Linked DNA regions of Homo sapiens: region 2 is linked to region 1. Evidence: chromatin contacts called from ENCODE Hi-C or POLR2A ChIA-PET data. All regions are on one chromosome and are shown on one strand. The core of a region is the stretch at or near the end of the contact, and the rest is flanking DNA. Distances in the headings are between cores, read along the strand shown.

Region 1 (4,854 bases), core at 1-2,500:
AGAAACAACTAGAATGGGGATTAAAATAAGAATGGTGCTTCAGGCTATTCTTCAATTTCTTTATCCTAGAGCTCCCAAGAGGGTCTAAAGGGGCTGGGAGAGATTTACAGGACACTTACCTTCCTGTGCCTGAATCCTCTGGCCCAGACAGAGCACTGGAAGAGAGAGATTTATGAAAAATCAAGCTTCCATTTCCAACCTTTACGACAAATCACCCTCTGTAATGACAGACCAGAAAAAGACCAGTACCAGATGGATTCACAGCTCAATCCCACCAGATATATAAAGAAGAGCTGGCATTTTTTTTTTTTTTTGAGACAGAGTCTCGCTGTGTCGCCCAAGCTGGAGTGCAGTGGCATGATCTTGGCTCACTGCAAGCTCTGCCTCCCAGGTTCATGCCATTCTCCTGCCTCAGCCGCACGAGTAGCTGGGACTACAGGCGCCCGCCACCACGCCTGGCTAATTTTTTTGTATTTTTAGTAGAGACAGGGTTTCACCATGTTGGCCAGGATGGTTTTGATCTCCTGACCTTGTGATCCGCCTGCCTTGGCCTCCCAAAGTGCTGGGATTGCAGGTGTGAGCCACTGCGCCCGGCCAAGAAGAGCTAGTATTATTCCTACTGAAACTATTGAAAAAAATCCTGGAGGAGGGACTCCTCCCCAACTCATTCTATGAGGCCAACATTATCCTGATAACAAAATGTGGCAGAGATACAACAAAAACAGAAAACTTCTGGATAATATCTTTGTTGAACATAAATGCAAAAATCTTCAACAAAATACTAGTAACCATATTTCTATATGGGGTTCTATCATATGTTTTCCTTCCACAACAATCACAGTTTTGAGGTTCATTCTTTATTTTTACCTTTCAGATTCCAGCCTCTAAGTCTCTCCTTGATAAGAACCTTGGGACCATCATGAATCCCAGATAACACACTATAGGTTTAATACAAATATTAAACCTTGAGCCCCACAAGCTAGCTTGGGCTTGGGTAGAGACAAAGTTATAGATACATTGACAAAGACGGCCTTTCCACTAAGGAGATCAGAATCTCCTTGGCAGCCACTAAAATCTCCTAGTCACACTGTTAAGAGACACCCTGATTATTTTGGGATTTCTCTATCTTCCCCTCTAACCCACTTTTACTCTGAAACTCACCAAGACACAGGAGGGTGGTCTGTTTGGGGTCCATCGTGCTGACACGGCCTCAGCCCCGTTGCTCTCCTTTCAATGCACATTAGCAGGATGACAGATATTCTTACGACAATAAGCTCCGCAGGAAGTATGAGGACAGAGCCCCTCGTCAGGGAATTTCCACATCTATTGCCTCACAACAAAGTGGAACAGTTCGTTGCCGAATAACTTAGTTCCAGGTTGCTCTTGGGTGGAGCCCAAGAGAAGACATATATATGTATATTTTTTTAAATAGAGATGGGGTCTTTCTATGTTGGCCAGGGTAGTCTCTAACTTCTGGCATCAAGAAATCCTCCTGCCTAAGACCTATATTTCTATTTATGTTTCAGATGAGAAACGAATGAGAAGTGAATTTTCATTAAGCCAGTGTCTAATGGTGTTCAAATTCATCTTTGAACCAGATGCTACATCCAAATAGACGGGCTTGGGACAGAATATAAGGTGGTGGATACCATACAGGCAGACATTGCCTTCACTGGGCCATTAGTCAAAAGCTCTGTGGCTTTGTCTGTTCTGAACCTATGTTTCATCTCTGAGATTCATGGTCTGAGTATATTTACTTGGACTTGACCAGGCATGCAGTATACCCTTATCCTGGAGATGATCTCAATGCCAGAGTGTGGAGGCATTTTCTCTGGCACTATTTGTCATCTCTAAAGAAAGAATCTACTATTTTATTATACTTTTTTGTTTATTTGTATAAATTTAAGGAGCGCAAGTGAAATTTTATTACGTGGATATTTTGTGTAGTGGTGAAGTCTGGGCTTTTAATATAATTATCCTCAAATAATGTACATTGTTGCTCATTGAGTATTTTTTTAACTTTTATTTTAGGTTCAAGGGTACATGGGAAGGTTTGTTATACAGGTAAACTTGTGTCATGGGGGTTTGTTGTACAGATTATTTCATCACCTAGGTAATAAGCTTGGTACCTAATAGTTACTTTGCCTGCTCCTTTCCCGCCTCCCACCCTCCACCCTAAAGGAGACCCCATTGTCTGTTTTTCCCTTTTTTGTGTTCATGAGTTCTATTATTTAGCTTCCACTTATAAGTGAGAACCTGCTGTATTTGGTGTTCTGTTCTTGTATAGTTTGCTAAGGATAATGGCCTCCAGCTCCATCCATGTTTCCACAAAACATATGAACTCATTCTTTTTTTATGGCTTCAAATTAATTTTATTTTTATCTTATTATTTATGTTATTTTGATTGTAGACTCCTGGCTATCACGAATTCTTCAGGTATGGAGAGTGAAATATTCCTAATTAAACCTTCTACTATTTTATTTTATTTTATTTATTCTTTTTTTTTTTTTGAGACGGAGTCTTGCTCTGTCGCCCAGGCTGGAGTGCAGTGGCGTGATCTCAGCTCACTGCAAGCTCCACTTCCTGGGTTCATGCTATTCTCCTGCCTCAGCCTCCCGAGTAGCTGGGACTACAGGCATCCGCCACCACGCCCGGCTAATTTTTTTTGTATTTTCAGTAGAAACGGGGTTTCACCGTGTTAGCCAGGATGGTCTCGATCTCCTGACCTCGTGATCCACCCACTTCGGTCCCCCAAAGTGCTGGGATTACAGGCGTGAGCCACCGCGCCCCACTTTATTTTCATTTTAATACATCATAACTTAGCCCTTCCAACGCCGAAGTATTTTGAAGTCCTGAGCTTGTCCCATATTTCAGAAAGCCGATCAGCTTCCATGTTGACTGTTTCATTTGTGCAAATTTAAGTGACCTTTTGTTTTGCCACATTTTGTTAATTTCCACATACATATTTACGTTCGGGAAATTTGGAAATACTACGTTCTGGAAATTTGGTGTTGATGATTGCATGAAATTGACCGCATTCTAATTTTCTTTTTTTGTTGTTTTGTTACTTATGCCTTATTTATTCATTCCTTTGTTCTCACTTGAATGGGACTTTGGGTGAAAGACAAATAATGGCTGTACTCTTAGTTGAGTATTTAAAATGCAGAGATTGTAAAGGCAGGATGACCTAATTAAAAATACTATTGTTGGCTGGGTGCAGTAGCTCATGCCTGTAATCCCAGCACTTTGGGAGGCCAAGGCAGGTGAATCACTTGAGTTCAGGAATTTAAGACCAGCCTGGTCAATGTGGTGAAACCCAGTCTCTACTAAAAATATAAAAAATTACTTGGGTGTGGTGGCGGGTGCCTGTAATTCCAGCTACTCGGAAGGCTGAGGCAGGAGAGCCACTTGAACCCAGGAGGCAGAGGTTGCAGTGAGCCAAGATCACTGCACTCCAGCCTGGGCAACACAGAGCGAGACTGTGTCTCAAAAAAACAAAAGCTATTGTTATGGTTTACAAATGACGTGGCTTTCTATTGGGAGAGAGATACTTACTAATTGTTGAATTTCAGGAACTTCAGTGGCCAATATTTACTAATGGGCTGGAACAGATTTTGTCAACTTACCACAACATTTGGTGTGGTTTTGTTCTTTTGTTTCCTCCTTTTGTGGAACAGGAATGGTAACGTAGCCATGGGGTGCTGAGATATTTGGTTAAACATTATTCTGTGTGTGTCTGTGGGGGTGTTGCTGAATGAGATTATCAATGGAATTAGTGTAATTTATAAAGCAGATTGCTCTCCCTAATGTGAGTCGGCCTCATTCAATCAGGTGGGACCTGAATAGAACAAAACATTGAACTGGTAATGTAAGATGAAGTTCCTTTTGCCTGGACATCAGTCTTTTCTGGCTCTTGAACTCTCACTAAAACATTGACTCTTTAGATGTTAAGCCTGCCAGCTTTTTTTGTTTGTTTGTTTTTTTGAGATAGAGTCTCACTCTGTCACCCAGGCTGGAGTGCTGTGGCATGATCTCGGCTCACTGCAACCTTCACCTCTTGGGTTCAAGCAATTCTCGTACCTCAGCCTCTGAGTAGCTGGGATTACAAGCGAATGCCACTATGCCCGGCTAATTTTTGTATTTTTAGTAAAGATGGGGTTTCACCATGTTGGCCGGGCTGGTCTTGAACTCTGACCTCAGGTGATCTGCCTGCCTTGGTCTCCCAAAGTGTTGGGATTACAGGCGTGAGCCATCATGCCCGGCATGAGCCTGCTAGCTTTTGGACTGTTACGTATACCACTAACTCTACTGGTTCTCAGACTTTTGCACGTAGACTGGAACTACACGTGGACTCCCCTGGGTCTCCAGCTTGCAGATGGCAGATCATGGGACCTGTCAGTCTACATAGTTGCATAAGCCAATATATAAATACCCTATCTGTGTATCAATCATTATATATCTGTCATTATCCAACTATATGTCTATCATTATTTGTGATATCATTATATATCTATCATTATTTGTCTATCAATCATTATCTATATATCTATCATTATTAGTGTTGATTATTTTTTTTTCTGGAGAACCCTGACTACTATAGCTTCCATGTTCCTGTCTCAACTGTCACCAGTCCCCTTAGCACAGGGCCTATCATAGCCATTCTACGGCCCAAGGAATTACAAGCCACATAACTACAGGAGTCACAGTGACCCAAGGATTTAGACGGAGACACGGAAGAATTGAGGCATCTATTGGTCTCTGCATATTTTGGGATTTGGGATTTCCCAGCAGGGAAATTTGCCTTGAATCTGTCTAACTGGTCACTAAGAGTTGATTGGTAGGTTCCATTCTCCG
Region 2 (4,793 bases), core at 256-2,755, 770 kb before region 1:
GGAGCGGCAGCTGGGAGCGGCGGAGGGGAGATTAGTTAAAATTGCCACTTCCTTTTAGGAAAAGTTTCCTAAAATGGAAAGCATCCCCACTATCACTGCTTGTTACCCTTTGTGCGCCACTGACTACCTCCCTAGCAAAATAAAAACTGTGACTCCAGCCCGGCTCTCCCACGTTCCATCAAGCTGCCTCGGAGAGGGCCTCCAACTGAGCTCTGCAAAACCCCGCCACCACCTGCCACTCCTCCTGGGTCCACCTCTCACCACTCAGGTCAGGTCTGAGGACGTAGTCCCCCGACTTTTCTTCCCTTTTCTCCTCTCAACCCACCCCAGCAGACAATCAATCCCTAAATCTGTTTACCTCTTTACATCTTAGACCCCGGGCCTCCTGACCGCCGAGATTTCTCTAATCTGTGGTTTCTTCTTTTTTCCTGTTGCCCAGCCCCAGTTCAGTTTACTTCCCCTCCCTTTGCCGCCCCCTACCCCCCCACCGGCCCCCGTATCGGCCTCCTGGCCCTCCGTCCCCACTACATGCCGCAGGGCCTCCCCATCTTCATATTCCGTGGCCTCCCTCACTTCCTCTCTAGGTACCTCCCCAGAGCCCCACTAACCCAATTCCCCACATTTCACTAGGGCTTTTCCATCCTGTTCCTACACTTAGCACCTCGAAGTCTAGTCACCTCTCCCCACTACGGAACCCATCGTCTTACTACATCTATACACCCCAAAATGGCTCAAATGCCTTCCTTCTGTATACCCCGCCCCCCCAACCTGGCTACCTGCTACATTCTCCCCAAAGGCCCCCTTTTCTCTCGCCCCCCATATATGGCGGTGACATCGTTACTTCTTTCTGTACCCATCAGGGGCCTTCTCCCAAACCCCGTTATGCACACCAGGCTCCGGGACTCCGCTTCCCACAGCACCTCTCCCAAGCCCACTTTCCCCTCCTTTCTGTGTACGTCTGGCATCTCTCTTTCTCCTCGTGTTCACCTCTTCCAGGAGCCCCATCCCTCTCCCTGTTACACACAGCGTGGTCCCCCGCCCGTTCTTTTGCTCTGCTCCCCTTGTTTATGGGAACCCCAGCGCCCGGGCGTTTTCGCCCCCATCCCGCTACACACCGCCTGTCCCCTGGCCCTGGGGCCCCTCCTATTGCCTTCACTTCCCCAAGGAGCCCTGGCGCCTCGACTTCCCCTCCCGTCCCTCCGCCCGATCCTGCCGCTCCCGACCCCCACCCCCATCCCGGGTGGCTCCAGCGCACTCCCCCAGCCTGCCTGGCCCCGGCGTCGTCCCAGGGCCAGGCTCCTCCCTCCATCCCGGCCCCCGTACCCCGTGCGGCGGCCTCTCGGGTCCGGAGGAACGGGCCGAGGTCCCGGGCGGCCCCGGGCTTCCCCTGGCGAGCGCCGGCGGCGGAACCGAGACTTCCGGGCAGCTCCGGGCCGGCGGCGCCGGGGACGCGGGGACTGGGGGCGCGGGGGTGCGAGGGGTTGGCGGAGTCCCTGGGAAAAGGCGCCGGCCGGAAGCGCGCGAGCCCAGTGCGGAGGTTCCGCCGCCTGGAGCCGGCGCTCCCACCCCTCGCCTCTGCGGAGCGCCCTGCGGGGAGGGGACCGGAGGCGTGGGGTCCACTGAAGACGCCCGCCCCCGGCGGCCCCGCTCCCCTCCCACCTCCCGAACGGAACGATTCCGCCGCTTGACAAGAGATCGGCCAATAAACCGAGACTAAGCAAAGTTACGTCTTCGCCCTAAGGCCCACAAGGGTTTGTCCTCTTTCCACTGGGCCGTCGCTGCCTGCTCGGCCGTGGCCACCCACCGAGGTAGAGGGCGGGAGAAGGGATGTTCCTGCCGGCTGAGCAAATGTGGAGACCGAGGTCCAGAGACCAGCCATTGGCTCCGATGTGGCCGGGCCGTGATTCTCCACCCAGCAAATGGGGAGGCCGAGGCCCGGAGAAGGCCAGACGCTGCCAGATAGTTGGGGAAGGTATGTTCTTTCCACGGGGCACATGCGGGAACCGAGGCCCACAGAGGGCCAGACGGCTGCATGCGCAGGTGGGGAGGTGTGATATTTCCAGAAGGCATGTGGCGACACCGAAGCGCAGCGAAGGCCAGGCTTTGCCAGATGCGGAGGTGGGAAAGGCTGGCACTGCCCACGGGGCCCACTGGAAGCCTGATGCGGGCTCGCGGGCTGCGCCAGGTCCTGGGGCACTTGAGGCCCGGGCGCTGGCTGCGCATGCGAAGGACTCCGGCGTCGAAAGCAACGCGCGGTGGCGCTGCAGCCGCACTGGAGAGCTGCACACGCGGCAGCACTCGGGGCAGCTGCAGCTCCTCCTCCAGCCACGTGGCGCCACGGCCTCGCAGGAGGGCGGCAGCAGCAGCATCTGCAGGTGCAGCTGAGAGTGGGGGACAGAAGAGGAGTAACTGTCACAGCGAGCCCCAAGACCCTGGGGTGCCACAGCTACATCCTAGAGCACTGTCCATCAGAACTTTCTGCAATGGTGGAAAGTTCTATGACAGTCACTAGCCACGTGGGACTCTTACACTCTTGAAATGTGGCTGGTGTATCAGAGGACCTGAATTTTAAATTGTATTACATTTCCCATAATCAGCACGGTGGCTCACACCTGTAACCCCAGCACTTTCGGAGGCCAAGGCGGGCGGATCACCTGAGGTCAGGAGTTCGAGACCAGCCTGGCCAACATGGTGAAACTCCTTCTCTACTAAAAGTACAAAAATTAGCCGGCCGTAGTGGTGCTCCCCTACAGTCCCAGCTACTTGGGAGGCTGAGGCAGGAGAATCGCTTGAACCCAGGAGGTGGAGGTTGCAGTGTGCCAAGATCGTGCCACTATACTGCAGCCTGGGCAACAGAGGGAGACTGTCTCAAAAAATACTAATTTCCCATAATCAAAATTTAAGCCACATATGGCTCCTACCTTATGGAACAATTCCAGAGACCACTGTCAACCAGTTGTAAACTGGAGGCCCAAGGGCCCAAAAGGCCTCACAGTTATATTTGGTTTGGGACACAAGGTACTTTTTAAACATTTTACTGGGCAGTATGTATATTTTTTGAGACAGAGTCTCACTCTGTCGCCCACGCTGGAGTGCAGTGGCATGCTTCTGGCTCACTGCAGCCTCACCCTCCCAGGCACAAGTGATCCTTCCACTTCAGTCTCCCAAACAGCTGGGACTACAGGCGTGGGCCACCACACATTTTGAGCCGGACCACTCTTTGTTGTGGGGGCCCATCCTGTGCACTGTAGAGTGTTGAGCAGCATCCTTGGCCTCCACCCACCAGATGGCAGTAGCACCCTCCCCCAACCCCAAGTTGTGACAACCCAAAATGTCTCTACACATTGCCCGTGTCCTCTAGGAGGCAACATGGCTCCTAGCTGAGAACCCCTGGTCTACTTAGACAATTATCCAACCTGAGTGTCTTGCCAAGATCCCTGATATAGTTAAGATGTCTGTCCCCTCCAAATCTTTTTTTTTTCTTTTTTTTTTTTTTTTTTGGAGATGGAGTCTTGCTCTGTTGCCCAGGCTAAAGTGCAGTGGCGCAATTCTAGGCTCACTGCAACCTCCAACTCCCGGGCTCAGGTGATTCTCCTGTTTCCACCTCCCAAATAGCTGAGATTACAGGTATGCACTACCACGCCCAGCTGTATTATATAAAATATAACAATTTTATATTTTTGGTAGAGACAGGTTTCACCATATTAGCCACCTGGTCTCCAACTCCTGACCTCAGGTGATCCACCTGCCTCAGCCTCCCAAAGTGCTGGGATTACAGGGTTGAGCCACCACACCTGGCCTCCTCCAAATCTCATGTTGAAATGTAATCCCCAGTGTTGGAGACGGGGCTTGGTGGGAGGCATTTGGATCATGGGGGTGGATCCTTCATGAATGGCTTGGTGCCATCCTCGAGGTAATGAGTGAGATCTCGCTGAGTTCACATGAGATCTAGTTGTTTAAAAGAGCATGTCAGGCTGAGCGTGGTGGCTCACGCCTGTAATCCCAACACTTTGGGAGGGCGAGGCGGGCAGATTACGAGGTCAAGATCAAGACCATCCTGGCCAACACGGTGTAACCTGGTCTCTACTAAAAACACAAAAATTAGCTGGGCGTGGTGGCAGGCGCCTGTAGTCCCAGCTACTTGGGAGGCTGAGGCAGGAGAATCACTTGAACCCGGGATGCAGAGGTTGCAGTGAACCGAGATTGTGCCACTGCACTCCAGCCTGGCAACAGAGCAAGACTCCATCTAAACAAACAAACAAACAAACAAACAAAAAAGCGTGTCACCTCCTGCCAGTCTTTTCCCCCCACCATGAGATATGCCAACTACCCCTTTACCTTTCACCATGATTGTAAGCTTCCTGAAGCCCTCGCCAGAAGCAGCTGCCAGGACCACACGTCCTGTATAGCCTGCAGAACCGTAAACCAATTAAGCTTCTTTTGTTTATAAATTACCCAGCCTCAGGTATTCACTCATAGAGACACAATGAAACTAACACAATCCCTCTCTTGAGTTTCAGACCATATAACTAGTGGCACTGTAGTGGCCACAACCCCCACCCCCACTGCTATCCCCAGAAATAATGACAACAATAAGCAACATTTATTGAGCCCTCACTCGGGAACAGCCATTGCTAAACGCACAGCATCCTCAGGGCAGAGCTACAAGGAAAGCACCATGAGGATCCCTGTTTTACAGATGAGGGAAGCAGAGCTCAAAGAGATCGTGTGATTGGCCTGAGGTCACACATCCGCAGGCGGGATGGCCAGGATAGCACCTGCCTCTGCCCACA

Evidence for each region. A loop is a pair of places that touch in the nucleus more often than their neighbours do. ChIA-PET counts read pairs that join two places held with the same protein, here RNA polymerase II (POLR2A). Pooled maps may share reads with other maps.
Region 2: a loop to region 1 is called in a map of K562, with 2.8 times the contacts of the local background. The contact joins the promoter of ZNF580 here to the promoter of FCAR in region 1. A Hi-C loop is called at or near these places in 2 of 168 maps with a recorded cell type or tissue (K562 and PC-9), 2 of 37 single-sample maps with no recorded cell type and 5 of 50 pooled maps. POLR2A ChIA-PET finds 5 or more read pairs at or near these places in 1 of 52 experiments (RWPE1).

Annotation. Positions count from the first base shown.
Region 1 is chr19:54,870,631-54,875,484 of GRCh38, reverse strand. FCAR (Fc alpha receptor) reads right to left here and starts at 1,250. Exons shown (of 5, transcript NM_002000.4): 1 at 1,162-1,250; 2 at 120-155. The coding sequence starts at 1,195.
Region 2 is chr19:55,637,714-55,642,506 of GRCh38, reverse strand. It overlaps ZNF580 (zinc finger protein 580), which reads right to left and starts at 1,505. Exons shown (of 2, transcript NM_207115.2): 1 at 1,324-1,505; 2 at 1-10. LOC107983998 (a long non-coding RNA gene) reads right to left here. Exons shown (of 2, transcript NR_171683.1): 2 at 1,708-2,381. It also overlaps a transcript of ZNF581 not described here. RefSeq lists a silencer at 1,136-1,655.